Regions from separate parts of the Mus musculus genome. Here regions 1, 2 and 3 are each linked to region 4. Evidence: chromatin loops called from intact Hi-C (ENCODE). Cell type or tissue: left cerebral cortex. All regions are shown on one strand. Region 1 has its middle 59 kb from the start of Npy1r. Region 2 holds the start of Tma16 (translation machinery associated 16). Region 3 has its middle 81 kb from the start of Npy1r. Region 4 holds the start of Naf1 (nuclear assembly factor 1 ribonucleoprotein).

Region 1 (5,000 bases), 100 kb after region 4:
CTGCTTCCTGTATTCTTGGCTTGAAAGACAATAGAAAGAGGTCAGAACAGTCTGCTGCTCTCAGGTAATTCCTCCGCTACAACTAGAAATTCAACTGTGAGCATTGACATTTTGAATTCTTTTCTATTTTTTTTCTTTTTCTTTTTCTTTTTTTGAAATCTTCTGGAGCCCTGGTCCAAACAAACAGGAGTGACTTCTGGATGGAGGAGTATGGCAGAACCCAGAAACTCTGCTGTGGAGGCAGCTGGCTGTCAACAGGATAAACAAGTAGAAAGGGATGCAGGATTTGAGGAGTAGGTTGGTTGCCAGTTGTGTTGGTTAGTTTTTTGTCAATTGAACACAATCTTGAGTTACAGGCTAAGAAGGAACAATTAGAAAGTTGCTTTGATTAGATTGACCTGTGTTCATATCTGTGAGAGACTGTGATTGTCTTGATAAAGGATTGCTGGAGGAGGGCCTTCAGATGGTGGTGACATCATCCTGGCCATGTGGTCCTAGGCTGTAGAAGAAAAATGGCTGGCTATGAGTCATAGAGCAAGCAAACACTGTTCCTCCATTGTTCCTGCTGCTGGGTTCCTGCCTAACTTCCCTCAAAGGTGGATTGTGACCTGGAAGCATAAGATGAAGTCAACCCCTTCCGGCAAGATTGCTATTGTTCATGGTATGTATCATAGCAACAGAAAAGCAAACCAGAAGGCGAAGCAATGAAGAAAAGGATCCGGAAGGATCCTTAGGGCTTCTATGCCAGGTCTGGTTGGCTTAGGCTACTTGTCAATGGCCAGATGCAGTGGTCTGGTCCTTCTCTGGCTTTGTGGGCCAGCCCTGCTCCTTTAGTCTATGCTTTATTACTTTAGGACTCTGGAGAAAGTTTTCAGTAGCCACAAGCAAGCACAGTCTTAATCTCCCTCTTCCTTACATTCCCCAGATCTGAGCTGGCCAGCTCTGTCTCTAAGCTTGTATGGTCAGAAAATAGAACTTGATTCTTAGCCTATGATTCATTAGCTTTTTAGCATCTTATAAGCTTCTGTCAGATGATTTCAATGGTACTTGTTCATGTTAGTCATGGTTGGGTATGTATAATGTTGACCCTGTACTATGACCACCTTGAGGAAAGATCCTGTCGTTCATTCCCTTCCAGCAACAAGTCACCATGAACTGTTCCATCCCTTCCCTCCCTTGAAGCTACCACCTCCCACTGCCTCTAGCTTACCATCTGCCTGCCTTTCTCAGGCCTGCACGTATCATAAGTCACATGCTATACCTCTCAGGTTTAAGGAGAATCTCTGTGTGTGTGTTTCCTCTATTCTCTCCCACTGTTTCCAGTGCTTAACTCAAGTGGTTGGTTCCTAGTGAATACCTCTCAAATAATGGAAAACAGAGGAGCAGAGTATATTATATTAGCATTGTAGGGAATACTGTTTGAAACCAGGGACATTTATTTTGCATTTGCTTTCAGTTTCCTAGTAGAAACAAACAAACAAAACAACAACAAAAAAATGGGTTCCTATTTTTCCCACTATTTGGTGTATGAATATTTATGTGCATGTGCACGCACGTGTGTGTGTGTGTACAATGTTTTAAGTAAGGAAGGATGTGGAGTCCACTCACAGAAGGAGGAACTCAGAAGGTGAGCATCAAACAAGCCCATCACATTTCACTCGCTGTTGTCTCTTATACAATGCTGGCTTAAGGCCTAGTGTGACCGTTTTCTCCGTTCCCCTTTCATCTACCTCCAGATCACTTGTCCTTTTGTCCTCCTGTTTGTCTCCCTCCTCCAGCTTGTGAAATGGATCAATAAAAGAAGCCAGTAAAGATATCACTCTGCTCATAAAAAGCCAAAAGTTAACTGGAACGTGCTGAGTTCTGGATTATTTGGTTAATGTATGGACACAAAGCACATCCTTCTTCAGGTGCCTATGGGAAAGTTCTGATGGAAAGTATTGGGCTACGGGAGCGGGCTGTTTCCTAGAACTGGATCTCTCATTGCCAAAGAAACATGTGGCCATCAAGCTTGTCATGACCTGATGAGCTCAGAGACAATCATCTTCAGTGATTCTATGGTTCTTACATTTCAGATGCGTGATTTATAGCTATTTCTTAGAGCTTTCTTTTTAAACGGTGTGTGTGTGTGAATATGGATGGTGTGTGCATATGGAAACCCAAGAACAACCGTGAGTGTTGTTTCTGAGGAATCCTCTATAGTTTCTTTGAAGCAGTGTTTCTCACTGGACTGTGGCTTGCTGGGTATACTGGTCTGAGTGGCCAGCTAAGCCTCGGAAGCTGCTTATCTCCACATCCTCAGTGCTGGGATTATAAATGTGGGACATCACAGGAGGCTTTTCAATGGGGATTCTGGAGATCCAAATCAGGCTCTCATACTGCAAACAGGAGGCAGTTTACTGAGTCATCTCTCCAGCCACCATTTCATAGAATTTTGCATAAACCACATGGTATGGAAATGTGAATTCAAAAGGAAAGGCATTTGCTGAGAGCTGCACCTATTGTAGAGCTGCAGCTACACAGCTACCTTGTTTTAGGTCGCTTGCCTTCATTTTCCTTATTAGGGAAATAGAAATCAAAATCATACTTCAAAGAGTTGTGTGGAATGGATATGTAAAGATTAACACAGTGTCCAGCACCTAATTAACATGAACTAAGAGATGACTCTTGAATGTGGTATGAAATTAAATACTACTTGAGCCTTGTGCTTGTGAGTCCTGTCTCATATATGTACACATACATGTGTTTCACTTCCTCCATTGCTCTGTTCAGGAGAGACAACCATGTGTACATTTTTCGGAGGAGATAGCTGACACTCATAAATGTAAGTGAATCATTCACCCAAGGTTATCCAGATGGTAAGTGGGAGAGCTGGGATGTGAGCCCACGCAATGGGCTCAAGAACCCATATTCACAAGCACTGTTCTTTATATAAAAACCATGGTAAAGGTTTAGAAACAAGAGACACTTGAAAATCATCCAGGACCACCTATCATTTATAGATGTGGAATGTGGAGGGTTCCACACACTGGGTCAGAGCCACTGTGAATGACAAGGAATAAGAAACATCTAGTGGTGTCATGTGTGCATTTATAGCCTCTTGAAGAAGAGAAGCATCCCCAGGTGCCACAAACAGTCCTTAGAGGGCCTAAACATTTCAAGGAGAATAAACACAAGAACATTTGCTTTAAGGAAAAGTTTCAATGTGGTTTAAACAGTTGAATAAATGTGTGATGTGGATTAAACCCGGCCTGCAAGAATTCTGCTTCATCCACTGCATTGGAATGAGACTAAATGAAGCAGAAAAAACAAGAGAAGATGAGACATGCTGTTGAATCCAGTTTCAATTGTTCACCATGCACCAAATAACGGAAAGTATGGCTGCTGGAATTTCATTGCCAACCCAATCCATCACAAAAACAAGCGAGAAAGGAGGAAAACATTTCAGTTCTGACGTCTCTTTTCTGTCCAGTTTGTTTTTTGTGATAGAGCCTCTAACTGGCTTTGAACTTGCCAAGGGAGCTAAGTTGGCAGGCTTCTACCCCAGGCTTTGTCCCCTCCTCTTTAAGTGCTAGGCTTATAACTCCACTCCACTGCATACGTGTGTGTGTGTGTGTGTGTGTGTGTGTGTGTGTGTGTGTGTGTGTGTGTGTGTGTGTGTGTTCTGGGCATCCAATTCTTGTTCAGTGAGCATTTTAGCAACTGAGTCATGTCCCTACATGGCATTGTTTTAGTAAACTACAGTTTATGGATATTCAAACTCCAAAGGCAAGGTTTGCCACCAACTGTAACTCTGATTCAGATGTGCTGCCACAAGACAGTGGCACTAGTTTGTGGCTTTAGGGAGAGTTGCACAATTTGAGGTATTATGTCCAAGTCTCTTACTAATCACTGTCTTCCAACTGGACAATACAACATTGCCTGGGTCACTATTAGAGTGGCATAAAACTATTAGAGTTCTATAATTTTTTGATTACCACCAGAAGGAGAGGAATTCCCTTCTCTTGACTCCTCTTGGTGAGGTTGAGGATGGGTTCAGGAAGGACCTGACACCTCCTTCTGGCCTGCTTCGATACCTACACGTACATAGTGTCCTTGCACACACCCAAACACACATACACTTTAAATGAATAAATAAATGTTTAAAAAAAATAAAAGATTGCTCAGAGGCCAGCAGATCTATGTGACTTTGAAGCTTGCTTGGTCTATGTAGTGAACTTCAAGGCCAACCAGAGCTGTAAAATACTGAGAGTGTGTCTCAAATAAACAAAACAAACGTAAGAAATTTAAAAGATAATTCAAAATTTCATCCAGTTTTTTCATGCAGCAGTAAGTCACAATGTGATTGTGATTGTGTTTTTTTTTCAGATATGGTTGGGTTTTTTTGTTTATTTGTTTGTTTTTTGTTTGTTTGTTTTTTGTGTTTTGTTTTTTCAAGACAGGGTTTTTCTGTATAGCCCTGGCTGTCCTGGAACTCACTCTGTAGACCAGGCTGGACTGGAACTCAGAAATCTGCCTGCCTCTGCCTCCCAAGTGCTGGGATTAAAGGCATGTGCCACCACCGTCAGACTCAGATATGTTTTTTTCTACATGACAGACTACACACACATACATACATAAATACACACACATGCACACACACACATTTATACACCATTTTGTAAATGGATTTTAATAAACTCTATTGGTTATTAATAAGACCAGCCAGCCCCCAATAATTGAGGCAGAGTCCTGTGGACTTTTTAAATTGACTTTGGAACAATTACTGGGTGATTTTTCAATATGGTAGACTGTTATTTTCCCAGCTGTGTTCTCCAAGTACTTGCTGCATGAATCTCACCCTGGTTAATTTTGCTCTATTAGCCTGACCTCAGGGTCTACTTCTCCTGACCATGTTCTCATGATCCACATCTTCTCATGGTGGTCTTCCCACCTTCCCTTCTCCTCTGAAAAATGAAAGTACCTCCTGCCACCTGGATATCACTCCCCAACACACACAC
Region 2 (5,000 bases), 370 kb after region 4:
GGGAAGTCTTCATGGGGTCAGAAACAGAGGAGAAGGGGAAGAGAAAGAAAGAGTATGTGCATGCAGGGAGAAAGAAGATGATGAGGGGAAGGGGCAGGGAGAGAGGAGACAGTGGGTGGGAGAAATTAAAATGTCTGGATTATATAGGGAAGAACTTCTGGAGGAAGAACAGCCTAGCCCCTGGGCTGGAAATTTCAGGGTAGAGAGTGAGGTGTGTCAGCCATACCCTGAAATGGTAGGGACTGAGGAATTCTGGGAGAACGCTGAAGGCCAGGTCTGCTTTGTTATGTTAAATAGTCACCTTGGCTGCAAATCCTCAGTTTAAAATCCAGCGATCTTATTTCTGTCTTTTAGTTTATTTGTATAGCGTATTATATTCATCAATTTGCCTAATTGGTTAGGTGTATGATAATGTATTTTTGAAAATACTATATATTTTGAATACATTTAAATTATGTAATGTATTTTAATTGTGTTTGGTTTGCAATTATTTTGTTCACAATTTTTTTGCAGCTTTGTTCATCAGGAAAATTAGTCTGTAACTGCTATGTCTTTATCTGAGCTTATTCAAGATAATACTGCTTTCATAGAATAAACTAGGTACTCCTTCATTTTCTACTTTGAGAAATGATTTAAGAAGTGTTAGTATCAGGACTTTCTTAAAATTTTGGGCAGGACAGTGGTGGTGCACGCCTTTAATCCCAGCACTTGAGAGGCAGAGGTAGGAGGATCTCTGAGTTCAAGGCCAGCCTGGTCTACAAAGTGAGTTCCAGGACAGCCAGGGCTACACAGAGAAACCCTGTCTCAGAAAAAAAAAAAAAAAAAAAAAAAAAGTTTGGTAGAATTCAGCCATGAGTCCATCTGATTCTAGACATTTCTTTGGATGAGACTTTTAATTATTGCTTTTAATCTTATTACATATAATGAACACATTTACTGTATTATATTTTCAGGGATCTTGGTGTGTCATACATGTTTAGAAATACATCAAATACTTTGATGTTTATCAGCATTTTGAAATAAAATTTTCCAAGTATTCTATAGATTATCTGAATTTCACTGGAGTCTGTTGTTACAATTCCTGCTTTCACCTTTACTTTTATTAATTTGGGATTTCTTTTGCTAGTTTGGCTAGGGGTTTAATCAGTCTTGTTATTGATGTGTTTATAAAAAGATAAAGGGGGGATATATTCTGTGGAGGTGTAGTCAGGCATGGGGAAGGGGATGCCTCCGTGGGCCCACAGCCCTTCCCCCTGAGGGACCACGCCAGGTAACTGGGGGGGCAGAACCTACCTGGCTGTTGCCAGATAACTGTGTTGTGGAGCTTAGACAAAATACTAACAGTTGTCCTTTAACAAAAACGATTGCTTTAGCTATTCCTATGTATTGAGGGTTTTTTTGGTCTCTATTTCATTAGGTCCCGCTTTAATAGTGATCGATTGATGAATTTATTTATTTATCCAGTGATTGGGTTTGGGAGTGACTTCTTATTTCTAGAACCTTAAGATGAATTATTACTTCACTTGGAAACTCTCATTTTGCTTTATTGTAAATACTCACTTTCCTGTTAGGATGCTTTAGCTAGCTCGTAGAGTGCCTATGATTTTCATTTGTTTCTAAGAATTTTCTCCTTGATTTCTTCAGTGACCCACTGTACATTTAAAATTGTACCATTACGTGTCCAAGTATTTGTTTTAAGTCCTGTAGTTTCTCTTGCTGTTGGATTCTAGTTTTATTTCAGAGTTGTCTGATAGGGTCCAAGGAATCCATTCATTGTCATCCTCTTCCTCGCCCCCCCTTTCTCCCATATCCCTCTCCTAACACTCCCCCATACATCTCCTCTTCTCCCATCCCTTCTCCTCCTGATCCTTCATCTCCTCCCCTTTTTTGTGTATGTTAAATCCACTTAGTCTATGGTAATAATTTATATTATAATAGTATTTGAAATACTAACTTCTTTATGTCCCACTACAGATAGAAATTATACAAAAAAGAAAGTAGGGAAACTGTCAAAGTACCTTCAATGCGTAGCATGTACTAGGCATTTGATTAATAATTACTACGTAAGACTTTCTATCAAATTTTACCATGCTGTTCAAAAACGGAATAACAAGGCCGGAGAGACAGGCTTTAGATATAGAAAGAAAATGGTAGAGAAAATCAAAGGAAAAGTGAAGGCTGAATTTACACCATTCTGGGAGATGGGCACCTCTAGGTGAGGTAATGCTATCTCCTAACAAGTTGCTCGCCCATGGAGAGCTGCCTTCTGGCCGATACTCAAGGCCGGCCTTTCAGTCAGAAACAGAAGACAGACAGACTTCTGTTCTCTGAGCTCGACTCTCTCTCTCTCTCTACTCTCCCCGCCTTTGTGTGGCTCCCGGGCTGTAAAACAAGGCGGGCGGAAAAACATTACGTCTCAGTTTCTAGGGACGCTTTAGAGAAAGCACCAGCTCCTCCCCTTCCTGTCCGCCCCTATTTGTTTCCCCCGGGGCCCACGTGTGTTAGGGAAGAAGCGGACTTGAGAGCGGCTGCGCTGCCCTCTGTGAAATTGTCGCATCGGGACATCGCCCGGCCTCGGTGGCCAAGACATCGCCATGGTGAGCGGCCCCTTAGGTTCTCCGGGAGGCTCTGGTCGGGCGGCCGGGGAGTACAAGCTCGGACCCGGGAGAAGCCGGGACTCGGAGTGGCTGCGTGGGGCGGTGGTGGGCCCCCGGTGCTGCCCCAGGATCGGAGTGCTCCAGCGCGTTCTCAACTCGCTCTGGGTGGCGTTGTCCACGTCTCCCGGTTTCTCATTTTCCTGAGGGCCTTAACTAATACCGCTTTGTGGATCCACCCACCTCTGCCCTGGGGCAAGTGCAGGTCTCCCCTGCCCAGGGTCACAGCCACCCACGAGGTGCATCGGCCCGCAGCCCTTCTGTTCTGACTTTAGTCCTGCCTCTACAACTCCCATTCCTACCGGGCAACAATGCTGTTTTGTTTGCATTTTAAGACAGTAGTTAAGAGTGTTATAAACGGTTTATGTATAGCGATATAAAGAGCTCATTCACAGTATCCGAATTTATGTTTTTTTTTTTTTTCTTTCGAGACAGGGTTTCTCTGTATAGCCCTGGCTGTCCTGGAACTCACTTTGTAGACCAGGCTGGCCTCAAAGTCAGAAATCCGCCTGCCTCTGCCTCCCAAGTGCTGGGAATAAAGGGGTGCGCCACCACCGCCTGGCCGAATTTATGTTTATAACTGATTTTATGTACGTGTGGATATCGGAGAACAATTTGTGAGAATCTGTTTTCGCCATGTGTATGTTTGATGTTTAATCTCGTTTCTCATTTGCCCCACTATCCTCCATGTGTGTGTTCTTACGGCTTTAAGATTATTATTTTTTTATTCATAGCCAACCTCAGATGGGTTTCAGACTTAGACGTGCCTTCTCTCATCAGATTAATGAAAAAATGACCAATGTCTAAGAGAATTGTGTGAATGAGGAATTGATGAACATTTTAATTATTTGGAGAGTTTTTTTGAGATTATTTCGAGCTTTGTCTTAGCAAAGGAAAAGGGAAGGAAAGAATTACAGACAGAGATAACAAGTGTAGTCTCAAGTTGCAGTGTGGTTTATTCTGGAATAGTGATCTTCAGTAAGAATGGGGAGAAGGAGCTGTGTGAAGGAAATGCTGGAGAAGAAAGTTGGAAGAGATGGCTTTCTGTGCTAAAGCTTAGAACCAAGCTGATCTCTTTCAATAGGGAAAGAAACTCTATACTGGATTAACACTGTAGACAGATTTTTTCGACTTCTTTGTAAAGGGGTCTAACAATAGAGCAACCTAGGCCTGATTGTATGGGTTGAATAAAGGTAACTGACAGGTTTGAAAAAGCTTCAAGAGCTATTTGGCCTTTAGAGGAGTGACTATTGAAGAGGAATATTAGGGACCACCTGTTCCCTAATAGTCTTTTTTTTTCTCAGAGATTAAAAATTATATATATTCATCTATTTTATGTAACAGTAGGTTTTGGTCAGTAGAACTTGGGCAAAGGGTGTAGGACAACTTTCCTGAGGTTTCTTTTCCACTCAGGGCTAGAGTGGAGGGCAGGTTTTAAGCCCTTGCAGACTGTCTGGGAGATTATGGGCTAACGGGGTAGGGGGCGCCTGCCTCCTTAAGTGAACCAGAAGAGACTAAAACTATTTAGGTTAAGCCATTTTTATTTTTGGTTTCTCTTATAGAAAGTCAATTCTGACTCTTTAAATAATATAGATGGGCCAAAATACAGGATTGCATAGCAAAAAACAAAACAAAAACAAAAAACCAAAAAGAAACCCCTTAAATATAATGCCTTTGAGGAATGGATTCTGAAAGCTTTAACTGGTAAGGCTCGGGTGGGGAAGTGGTTTGTTTGCTTCTAGGTGTGCTGATTTTGAAGTGGCCTTTATAGTTTATGGGGTGTTGGTTGGAACCAGCTGAGTTTGGTCAACTTGGACTTTGCATGTGCCTTTGCCCCACTCTCTTTTCATGGGCCACAGTGAAATACCTGTTACACTTCTGCTCTCTGTAACATTAGAGACATCCTTAACTGTAGCCAGCATTCCCAGCCACGAGTCTTCTCCCTCTGTTGTCAGAACTACTTTAAGCTGGCATGGCTGAGTCACTGAGCGGTGTTGACTCTATTGGTTTCTGTTGGTCTACTGCCTTTGGAGATTGTGGAATAGATCATTTCTGTTATGATCATGGGGAAACAAAAGACCATTGGAGTTAGTAAAATGTTTGGCCTGTGGCCTGATTCCTATTGTGACATCTCTGTAACTATAGTTGCTTAACATAACTGACAATATGTATCCTGTCTTTTAGCCTAAAGGACTAAAAGGAAAAATGGTAGGACGAGAAAAAAAAGTCATCCATCCGTACAGTAGAAAAGCAGCTCAGATTACAAGAGAGTCTCACAAACAAGACAAGAAGGAAAGGTGAGTGTCAGTCTCGCTAGTGTCCTGCACTGGGGAAAGCGCCTTTATG
Region 3 (5,000 bases), 82 kb after region 4:
TCAGAGTGGAGGTGAATGAGCTAAACTGTACAGCCAAGCACAGGAGGAGTCGATGATTCATGAGCTGACATAGGTATTAAGAGGTCTCTTGTGGAGGCTGAAGAAGCTAGGGCATTCGGGTTATACAGAGATGAAGCAAAAATAAACAAGATACAAAACAATACCTGAAGTTGCTTGATCAGAATACCTCCAGCTTCCAGGAGAAACTTGTTCCTGAATATTCTATGCTGCTGCCATAGGGTTATTTTAAAATGTCAAGTAAAACCATGTAAAATATTTTTGAGCAAAGATGCGTTAATTAAGGACATCCATAATCATCAATATTTAAGTTTCTCTTTGGTGGAGGAAGAAAGAAAGGAAAAGAATGAATAGGGTGGGGAAAGACACACAGAGAGACAGACAAAGAGACAAAGGTAGACAGAAAGAGTCAGAGAGAGACTAATGAAGACTATTCTAGACTGAATAGACACAAAAATATCTTTATTAAGTAGTTTCAAACCCACTGAAACTGATGTCTTGATCATGATATTTGTCAAGTTAATGTCTTAAGACTCATCTGTGAAAGATAGCAAAGTGGTTATGCAAATTTATGCATAAAAATAAAACTCCCATATGTGCTTAGAGGGAGAGATTTCTAGCCAAAATGCTAATGATACTACACAATGCTTAACATTTGTGCCGATTTTAATTCAAATCTCATAGCAAATATATTATCTGCTATACAAGTGTAGGCAGCATCATTTTCCTATATTATAAATTTCAAAAGTGACTACATTTTAATCAAATGAAAATATATGTATAGTAATGAAATCTTGAAAGGGGAAACAACAAAATGTACCCAAATAAAGTTTTTTAGAAACTTCCAAGTTCTAAAAAAATCAGATTCAATGACCTAGTTGAATTAAACACATGATCAAAGCTGCATGCAAATTTTGACATTATGAAAATTTTAAACATCTATTCCACAACCATTAAGCGTTTACTACATCAGCTATAAAAGTAGTTGTTTTAAAATACTGAGTATTCAAGTATATGAAAAAAATGGCTACTTCTCTAAGGAATGCACTAACTGTATTAATCACCTTCATGTCACTATAACGAAATACCTGAGGCAATAAACTTATGAATCAAAGGTTTGTTTTAGCTCATGGTTCTAGAGGTTTTAGTCTAATCTGAGGTTATCACTGGGTTACTGGGGAGGGTTAACACATCATGTTAGGAGCATGAGTAGAGCAAACCTCCTAAACCATGACCTAAGAAGCAATGAGAAGGGAAGAGGAGTGGGTTATCACAATCTGTCTTAAGGGTATACCCTCAAGGTATGACCCAATGATATCCCAGAAGCCCTCACTTCCTCAGTCTATTAACCTCCCAGTAGCTTCACTCTAGGGCCTACAACTTTCATATGCAGGCATGGTAGGGAGCATTCTTCTAAAACTGTGGTACTGAGTAAAGGAGAGGATGAACATGGTTCTAAGACAGACCAGATGTTCTATGCTAAAGAGCTCTGGAGGGTCTGCCATGGGAACAGATGGAGGAATAAGTGTCTGAGGTTAGCACTGCTAAGGGCAATTGAGCCAGATTTTGGACTAATATAGGATTTCTCAGATTTACTTTGGAACAAGGAACATTGAAAAGAATAGTGGAAGGTTCAGAATGTAATATTTAAAGGCTAGTACATGTAGCTCAGGTGGGAGAGTATTTGTCTAGCAAGGTGGTGCCTGAGTTCAATACCAAGCAGTACATAAAATCAGTATGGTAGTGTTTGCCTGTAATTCACACTTTGGAGTTGGAGACAGGAGGACCAGAAGTTCAGGGTTCGAGTCATCCTTAGCTATATAGTGAGGTCAAGGCTAGCCTGAGAGAGAGAGAGAGAGAGAGAGAGAGAGAGAGAGAGAGAGAGAGAGGGAGAGTGAGAGGGAGAGGGAGAGGGAGAGGGAGAGAGAGAGAGAGAGAGAGAAAGAGAGAGAGAGAGAGACTTTAAAAAGGCAGAATATATCACTCAAAATAAGCAATTTTGGCATTAGAATTGTTTTGAGCTAGAGGAATTTGCGTTTATGAAATTTCTTTGGCTGGAAGCAGAGGCTCCAATATGGAGTTGTCATTTACCTTCTCCCCAGGAGCAGTTTAAACCTCAGAAACAAAATGTTGGCACCATAACCAAATGTACCTGTCATTAGAGTGTCACATCTGCCTCCTTTTCTCCTAACAACCCAATATCTTCCTTAGAACATTTGGTTTCTGAAACTCTCCCTGATGGTTAGATTTCCTAGTGCTGGAAGGTGCTGTTCAGACTGCTCAGGGAGAAAGACATAAGTGGTTTTTACCCAATGGTGGATCCTGCATCCTACAGCTATGACATACAAAATATCTGCACCAGTGCAATAATGTCAAGAGTGCTTATGGGGGTAACCAACCACTCATTTAATTGGATTTGAGGCCTGTTCCACAGGAGGGAATCATCTCTGCCTCCATAAACATAGCCAGAATCCACAGGTAGGGAAGTCAGAGACTAATGGGAAAATCCTATGATGTTTTTTAAATAGTCTTGCTGTCAATCTGCCTTCTAGATATCTAGGTTTGTATCCATAAGTTTGTGCTTCTCTCAGCCTTAGGCAGAGCTTTTGCTGAAGTAAGCAATGGTTAATACAGAGACTTGAAACTCTTCAAATTGCTGAGAGTAGCTGAGTGAGTGCTCCCCATAGGGCCAGGAACCACTCACCAGAGGGTATGGGAAGAATGTGAGAGCCAGAGGATGGTGAGGAGGACCGTGGATTGCTGTCCTCTGAGCTTGGCATGCTGGTGCACACATGAACTCATAGCGACTGTGGTCATCTGCTCAAAATTAAGCCAGTAAAATTCCCGCACGTGGAAAGGATCAGTTGACAGCTGCTGGGGATAGAGAAACACACTTATTTAGGGGGTGGCCACTGGCTGGTTGCCCATGCCGCCGTAGATGAGCCACAGCCATGCACATATGGGCAGCAATAATTGGACTCGGCGAGTTATAAAAAGTATTTGCTTTTTAAATGAACTGACCTTTTCTCTCTCTCCATTTACCATACTAAATTATGTATGTAGACTTCAAATTCCAGCCACCCTTTTGGCTCACTCATGTCTGGCACTGCACACGTTCAAAAACATCTGTTGGTAATCTGTCTTTTGTTCATTGAACTTGCAGCACGCCAATCAATGAGCCTAAGATTTCTCTATGAGGAAACATTTTCCTCTCCCGCTCTGACAAGCAGCGGGTGTATGAAGGGGAGTAAGTAGCACGGCATGGTCAGTCTGAAAGCACAGACTCCGTATCTGCTAAGGACTGCTTCCTTCAGCAACGTAAACACCTAAAGTGTTTGGACATGACTAGCAAGTGATGTTTGATTTCTAAAATCTGTTCTTGTGGATCCCACCTTGTAGGTCTAAGGCAAAAAAACAAGAAGAGCAGCAGTTTGCGGGAATGAGGAGCAATTATTTTAATTTTTACTTGGAATTACAAACTGACAATGCAAAGCTTTGAAACTATTCCTTTAATCCAAACTCTTAACTATTCCTTCCTTCCCTCCCTCCCTCCCTCCCTCCCTCCCTCCCTCCCTCCCTCCCTCCCTCCCTTCCTTCCTTCCTTCCTTCCTTCCCTCCTTCACTCTCCTCCCTCCTTCCCTCCCTCCCTCCTCTCTCCTTCTCTCCTGCTTCCCTCCCTCTCCTCCCTCCCTCCCTCCCTCCCTCCCTTCCTTTTCTTTCATTCTTTTGTTCTTTCTTTCACTCTGGAAAGCCCAGACATAACCCAGTTATTATTATGCTGAAACATACACATTGACTTGGTTGTGTTGGAAAGTCCTGGTAGGTCCACTTAAGACACCTAGCAGGTGATCACAAATAGAAATAGAGACTCTATGAAAGGGTGGAGAGTCAGTGGCTGAAGGATAATGACTTAAGCAGCAGGTGCTTGCTGATAGGCACAAAAGTCTGCATTCCCTCTCTGGCACTATATCAAAAGCTGGGCACAGTGACACATTTGTAATCCCTGTAATGGACAGCTGGAAGCAGGCTGGTCCTTAGATCATCTAATCCTAGGTTGTAGTGCAACCCTGTCTCAAAACTGTAATAATTTGCTTCAGACAAATGACACTCTAAGTTGAGCTCTGACCTCCACAGACAAGCACATGAACTCACAAATGTAAACATGTGCACAGACACATGCAAAATAAATAAATATTTTTTTAAAGAGTAAACTTGAAGAGAAGTTAAATCTATAAATCTAAGATCTCTTTTTTACAGAATCTACTCAGTTAAGAGTAGGTAGATAGGCAAGAATAAGGAAGGCGGACAGAAGATAAATTCTTCAGTGAAAGATAGCCACAGCCAGCAAATGAAAGCAGGGTGTTGATCACTGAGCATCACCTGACCCAGAAAACTCACATTTGAACAAGTTCATTTTTTTATTATTTTTTTTTACTTTCTCCTTTTAAAAGATTTATTTACTCTATATATGTGACTGTTTTGTCTGCATGTATGTTTGTACTACATGTGTGCTATATCCACAGAAGCAGAGAAGGGCATTCAATGTTTTGGAACTGATTCATGGGTGGTTTTCAGCCACCATGTGGATGCTGGTAATCAAATTGGGTGCTCTACAAAAGCAACAAGAGTGGTGCCATCTCTCTAGTCCCTGAGCCAGCTGTTATATTCTTTCTGAAGTTTATTACCCAGGAGTGTTGAGATAAATGATCCCTAATTGGGAGGTGTTTTCTAAAAACATTAAATGCATTTTTCTCATGTAGTTCTCGCAGTTCCATGAGACAGCCACTTTTATGACTCACATGTGACTTACGGATGTGTAAATTGATGGAAAGGAAGTTTGAAATCAGTGAGGAGACTAGCTGGGCTCTGGAATAAAATAATCTGCTCATTCTAAGTACAGATGCTCTTCCTTATCAATGTCTCTGACTTGCTTTTCTCCTGGAATCTATCCCAAAAGACAGGAATCTCTCGTATGTGATGCA
Region 4 (5,000 bases):
AATTGCTACTGGAGGCTGCCCACAACTTCTTAAAAACTAGTTTGGGCTACCGCTGTGTAACTATTTCCTCCCAACTGAAGCCCTGGCTCCTAGAGGGAGGAGAAGGGCCTAGAAGAATCAGGAAACTAGTGAAACTCACAAGGCCCTAACCTGAAGTTCTAAAAGCAGTAAACTGCTGGGCAGACTGCTGGTAGAGCTGCCACCACAGCAAGGAGCTCCACTGATACTACTTTTCTGTCACCCAAGCTACGTGGGCTTGCCCATGATACAGCTACCTTTGAGTCACCCATGCTCTTGAATAGAAGCACAATATGTGCATTGCTCATGGAGCTAGGCTTGGGTGCACAAACTGGAATGAAGAGATGTCTGTTCACATCTCCCCAGAAAAAGTCACACAGCGATTATCAAACACTTGAAATGAATGGTTCTATTAACAAAACATTATCTACCTAGCACACAGGTAGTATCCTCTGCCACACGGGTCACAAGTCAATTCCCAATACTACTGACTGTATCCCATGCTTCCTTTCCAACTCTGGCTCCTGATCGACCCCCTGTATCTGTTCCCCAATAGTGCAGGCTCTGCTTACAAGATGACTACCATCTTAGAACTGCCAAAAAACCAAGCTGTTCATAATTGGCTTAGCTCCCTCCACCAATCTCTTCACACCTTCTCCTTTTTGTAGAAACCATTCTCCCTTGCCTCTCTCAGTGGTTTCCTAAAAGTGTTCCATCTCCCGAAACCCCCTCACCCCATGCTTACTCAAACATTTGTAGTTTGATAGCCTTCTATGTTCTGGGCCTTCTTCCACAAATGAACAACACACAGAGGAAATGTCTGTGTAAAGCACAGAGCCCCAAATACCAAGAAACTGGTTTGCAAATTTCATAGAACCCAGCTCCCTATGAAGAGTCTACAGAATACCATTAACTGTCAAGAAGCAACTTGTAGAGAACAGTAGTGGATGGTTGTACAACCCTGCACTTGGGAGGGTGGAGACAGGAGGACCAAGGAGTTCAACGTCAGCCTCCCAGGCTACAGACCAGTCTGGGCTACACCAGATCCTCGCTGGAAAGGGGGGCAATGAAGTTTGAAACATAAGGTAATCCTGTTCCTGACCCTTAACTCCTGAGGTCTCAAAAAAGTAGTCTCGACGAAAAACGTAGCAATTCTGAACTGAAACAAGAGTCAGAATTTCTAACCCCAATGCACATGTTAAACTGAGTTCCTATGGTAATAACATAGCAGAGTAATTTTACAAATAATCTACCAACGTCGAGGCTTCTACACTGCAAACATGTGACTAACTTCACGTGTAACTTTGGGGACTATCACGTTTGGAAAGGAAGCGGGAACTCCTAGAAGTAGCTGGGACCATGGGAAGCACTCCGGCGAGCCCGGGGTCCCAGCTCCCAGAGAGCACGTGGCACGGAGCTCGGCTGCGCCGCCCCGCAGAGCACGCCCGCGCGCCCCGCTCCCCAGGCCCCGTGTCCCCGGCCCCCCTCCGGCCTCTCGTGCACTCGACCTGTCCGAATCCGAGTCCGAGGAGTCCGAGGCCTGCAGCACTGGCGGCGGCTCCGCGGCGTTCCGGCCGGTGACCCAGGCCCCGCCCGGCGGCGGTGGTCTTCCGCCCGCATCCCAGTTCAGGGCTGGCAGCGGCGGAGTCGGTCTTCCGCCGGGATCCGAGTTCGGGGCTGGCGGCGGTGGTGGTCTTCCGCCCGCATCCCAGTTCGGGGCTGGCGGCGGCGGTGGTCTTCCGCCGGGATCCGAGCTCGGGGCTGGCGGCGGCGGTGGTCTTCCGCCGGGATCCGAGTTCGGGGCTGGCAGCGGCGGTGGTCTTCCGCCGGGATCCGAGCTCGGGGCTGGCAGCGGCGGTGGTCTTCCGCCGGGATCCGAGTTCGGGGCTGGCAGCGGCGGTGGTCTTCCGCCGGGATCCGAGCTCGGGGCTGGCAGCGGCGGTGGTCTTCCGCCGGGATCCGAGTTCGGGGCTGGCAGCGGCGGTGGTCTTCCGCCGGGATCCGAGCTCGGGGCTGGCAGCGGCGGTGGTCTTCCGCCGGGATCCGAGCTCGGGGCTGGCGGCGGCGGCTGCACCCCCGGCGGCGGGGCCTCCCGGCGATCCTCAGGTGGCTGCGGTGCTGCCGACCCCTGGCCGGAGCCGCCGAACTTGAGCGTCTGCAGCTGCGCGGCGGCCTCCACCACCTCCATGGCGCCGCCCGGGCCGCAGAGCAGCGCGAGGGTCTCCTCAGAAGCCAAGCTAGCCAACTCGGCCACGCTGAAGCCCGCGCGTTTCTCAGGTAACCGCACGCGGACCGACCTGAGGACACGCCCCCGGCATCATTCACGGGACTTCCGGGAGGGCCGGTGACGTCATGAACGAGACGCCGGTTCCCAGGGGCTGAAGGATTCCAACTATGGAGGAAACTTGGCTTCCGCGCGGTCCTAAGTCCGCCAAGTTCACTGCTTCTGGTGAACTGTGCTGCTCACTAAAGCGAGGGCTTCCAGGCGTGGTGGGAATGAATGAGGATTATAGTACTAGTTTCTGTACTTGAGAATCTTGAGTCAGAACGTCTTCAAAAGACGCTTTTAGTAATTTATCTTGAAAGTTAAATGAAAATAAAACCACATTTACATTCTCACCGTGAGAGAAAAAACAATACTTTTCTTTCTCCAGTATATTGAAAAGACAAGAGTTGTAAAGGATTTTACTGATAATGTTATGGCAGGGCTATATCATAGTTGATGCTGCTTCATAGGAAGTGTGGGGTGACTCTAAAATGTAGCATTTTAATCTGGAGATCTTTTCGTCAGATTGTAAGGCACTCAAGCACCAAGTTCTTAAGACTTGGGGAGTTATCGCCAGGTGTTGGTGCATGCTTTTATTCCCAGCACTCAGGAGGCAGAGGTAGGTGGATCTCTGTGATTTTGATGCCAGCCTGGTCTACTGAGCTAGTTCCAGGACAGGCCAAGACTACAAAAGAAGATTTAGGAAAAGATCAAACTTTTCTGGTTTTCTGGGTCTTCAATTTGATGCATCAATGTCTCACCTAATAATATTGCAACAACTTAGTAGGCATACATATTCATGAAGGACTATGTAAAATTTTATATGTTATTTACTGACAATTGATTGTAGGAGCTCCATAGAAGACTCTCAGTTAAAGTAAAAGAAGAAGCAATCCAGGCATTCCTGCACATTACAATGCTTACAATCCAATGTGAGTTTTAAAAGCAAAGGTGAATCCTTGGCAGAGAATTGAAGTATAGAATAGACTGTTCAAAGGCACAACAATGGAAAGTTAAAATTGGTGGGCTGTGTCCTGGAAACCCTTCCAGATGAAATAGAAATCCAAGACGGTAGGTACTAAGGCAATATTTCCCAAGTAAATACTCATATCCTAAAACCCCAATTCTATCATTTTTCTTGAAATATGCAACCGGGTGTAACTAAATCTTACTTACCTGTAGAATACAGACAAAAATACTATCTCATTTAGTTTATAGAACATTAAATAAGATGGTATAGAGAAGCAAGACTTGTCTAGCATGCATTCATTGTACAGATACCCCTGCAAAGTGAACCAAAGCATGGATTTATGAATAATATGTATCATTGATAATGACTGATATGTAGAGATACACAGCTGAATTTTAGAAGAGACAACATGTTATTTAGAATATTTCTGTGGGCAGCAAAATGTTATATTTTTTTCAGAAATTAGATGATTGCAGTCTAAACTAGGGGTTAAGTCAATGAGGTAGAATAAATGACAATTCAAAATCTTAAGACCTTAACAAGGTACTAGAAAATTTGTGACCTAGGAAAGAACAAAGAAGTTGATGTTATCTATTGTACTTGCTGGTTTTGTGTCAACTTGACACAAGCTGGAGTTATCTCAGAGAAAGGAGGAAATGCCTTCATGGGATCCAGTTTTAAGGCATTTTCTCAATTAGTGATACAGGGGGGAGGACACCTCGTAGGTGGTGCCATGCCTGGGCTGGTAGTAATCTTAGGTTCTATAAGAAAGCAAGCTGAGCAAGCCAGGGGAAGCAAGCCAGTAACTAACATCCCTCCATGGCCTCTGCATCAGCTCCTGCTTCCTGACCTGCTTGAGTTCCAGTCCTGACTTCCTTTAGTGATGAACAGCAGTATGGAAGTGTAAGCTGAGTACATTCTTTCCTCCCCAACTTGCTTCCTGGTCATGATGTTTGTGCAGGAATAGAAACCCTGATTAAGACACCTGTAAAACTGGAGAAGTTGAAAAAATGCTAATGACTGTTTAAAATTGACTCAGAAAAAAACATCGTAGTCAATTGAAAATGCTAAAGGAAATTTAAAGATACAAGACAAGCAATCAATAAAGAGTTAGGATCAGAAGCAGAGCTCAAGGAGAATTCCAGAACTCATCTGCTCATTCCAAAATTGTTTACTTAGCATTGTTTTGAGCTATGCACTGCTGTATAGCTTGCTTGTATAAGAAGACTAATGAATCACAATCCTCCTCAGAAGGAATTCATAGTTCAGTAAAAAAGATAAGTTGGAAAACAAGAGATATTTGTGAAGTAGAAGAAGGTAAGAAACTGCAGTGTGCAGTCTGGGAAGTAACGTAACTATAATACTCTCAGTAGCCATAAACCTGGCTCAAGCATATTTCAAAGGTCCTCGCTACAGACCATTTAGCAGTGTGAGGCTGCTGGCCTCAGAGATTTCCAGAAAACAAGACTTCTCCCACACAGATGCAACTTTTTTGAACCTTAAAACAAAGCTAATCCTTCTAAGGAAAGCTCAGACTTTTCTCAGTGAAGCTGATATTTTGTAACTGCCCCACAACAATAAGAGGGAAAAGGATTATCAAGCTACCATATCTGACTATATCTGTCCCATGGGCTGGGTCACCCATGTCTTTCCTTGCCACTTTGGAGAGTGAAGGTAGGACCTAATAGGTTATTGATGAACTCTACCACTGAGCCACACCCTAGCCTTACACTGTCTGGTTTATAT

The links. Hi-C counts contacts between places; a loop is a spot of excess contacts. Peaks named below come from ENCODE experiments on the same cell type or tissue, not always from the same donor. Only the 100,000 strongest peaks of a DNase experiment are listed, where the experiment ranks them.
Region 1: a loop joins it to region 4, with 2.6 times the contacts of the local background. A loop is called at or near these places in 2 of 42 quality-filtered maps.
Region 2: it touches region 4 in a loop (9-fold over the local background); 10 of 42 quality-filtered maps call a loop at or near these places.
Region 3: it touches region 4 in a loop (2.0-fold over the local background); 2 of 42 quality-filtered maps call a loop at or near these places.

The regions. Positions count from the first base shown.
Region 1 is chr8:66,754,238-66,759,237 of GRCm38, reverse strand. No RefSeq gene overlaps it. Among named protein-coding and RNA genes, the nearest start is that of Npy1r, 59 kb to the right of the region's middle. In left cerebral cortex, no CTCF peak of the experiment used is centred here; DNase peaks (open chromatin) are centred at 1,198, 2,387 and 2,929; H3K27ac peaks cover 1,525 bases.
Region 2 is chr8:66,484,009-66,489,008 of GRCm38, reverse strand. Tma16 (translation machinery associated 16) reads left to right here and starts at 2,479. Exons shown (of 7, transcript NM_025465.3): 1 at 2,479-2,597; 2 at 4,839-4,951. The coding sequence starts at 2,595. In left cerebral cortex, no CTCF peak of the experiment used is centred here; a DNase peak (open chromatin) is centred at 2,434; H3K4me3 peaks cover 1,635 bases; H3K27ac peaks cover 839 bases.
Region 3 is chr8:66,775,442-66,780,441 of GRCm38, reverse strand. No RefSeq gene overlaps it. Among named protein-coding and RNA genes, the nearest start is that of Npy1r, 81 kb to the right of the region's middle. In left cerebral cortex, no CTCF peak of the experiment used is centred here; DNase peaks (open chromatin) are centred at 575 and 3,017.
Region 4 is chr8:66,857,573-66,862,572 of GRCm38, reverse strand. Naf1 (nuclear assembly factor 1 ribonucleoprotein) reads right to left here and starts at 2,356. Exons shown (of 8, transcript NM_001163564.1): 1 at 1,527-2,356. The coding sequence starts at 2,206. In left cerebral cortex, no CTCF peak of the experiment used is centred here; DNase peaks (open chromatin) are centred at 256, 757, 1,354 and 2,384; H3K4me3 peaks cover 2,605 bases; H3K27ac peaks cover 1,477 bases.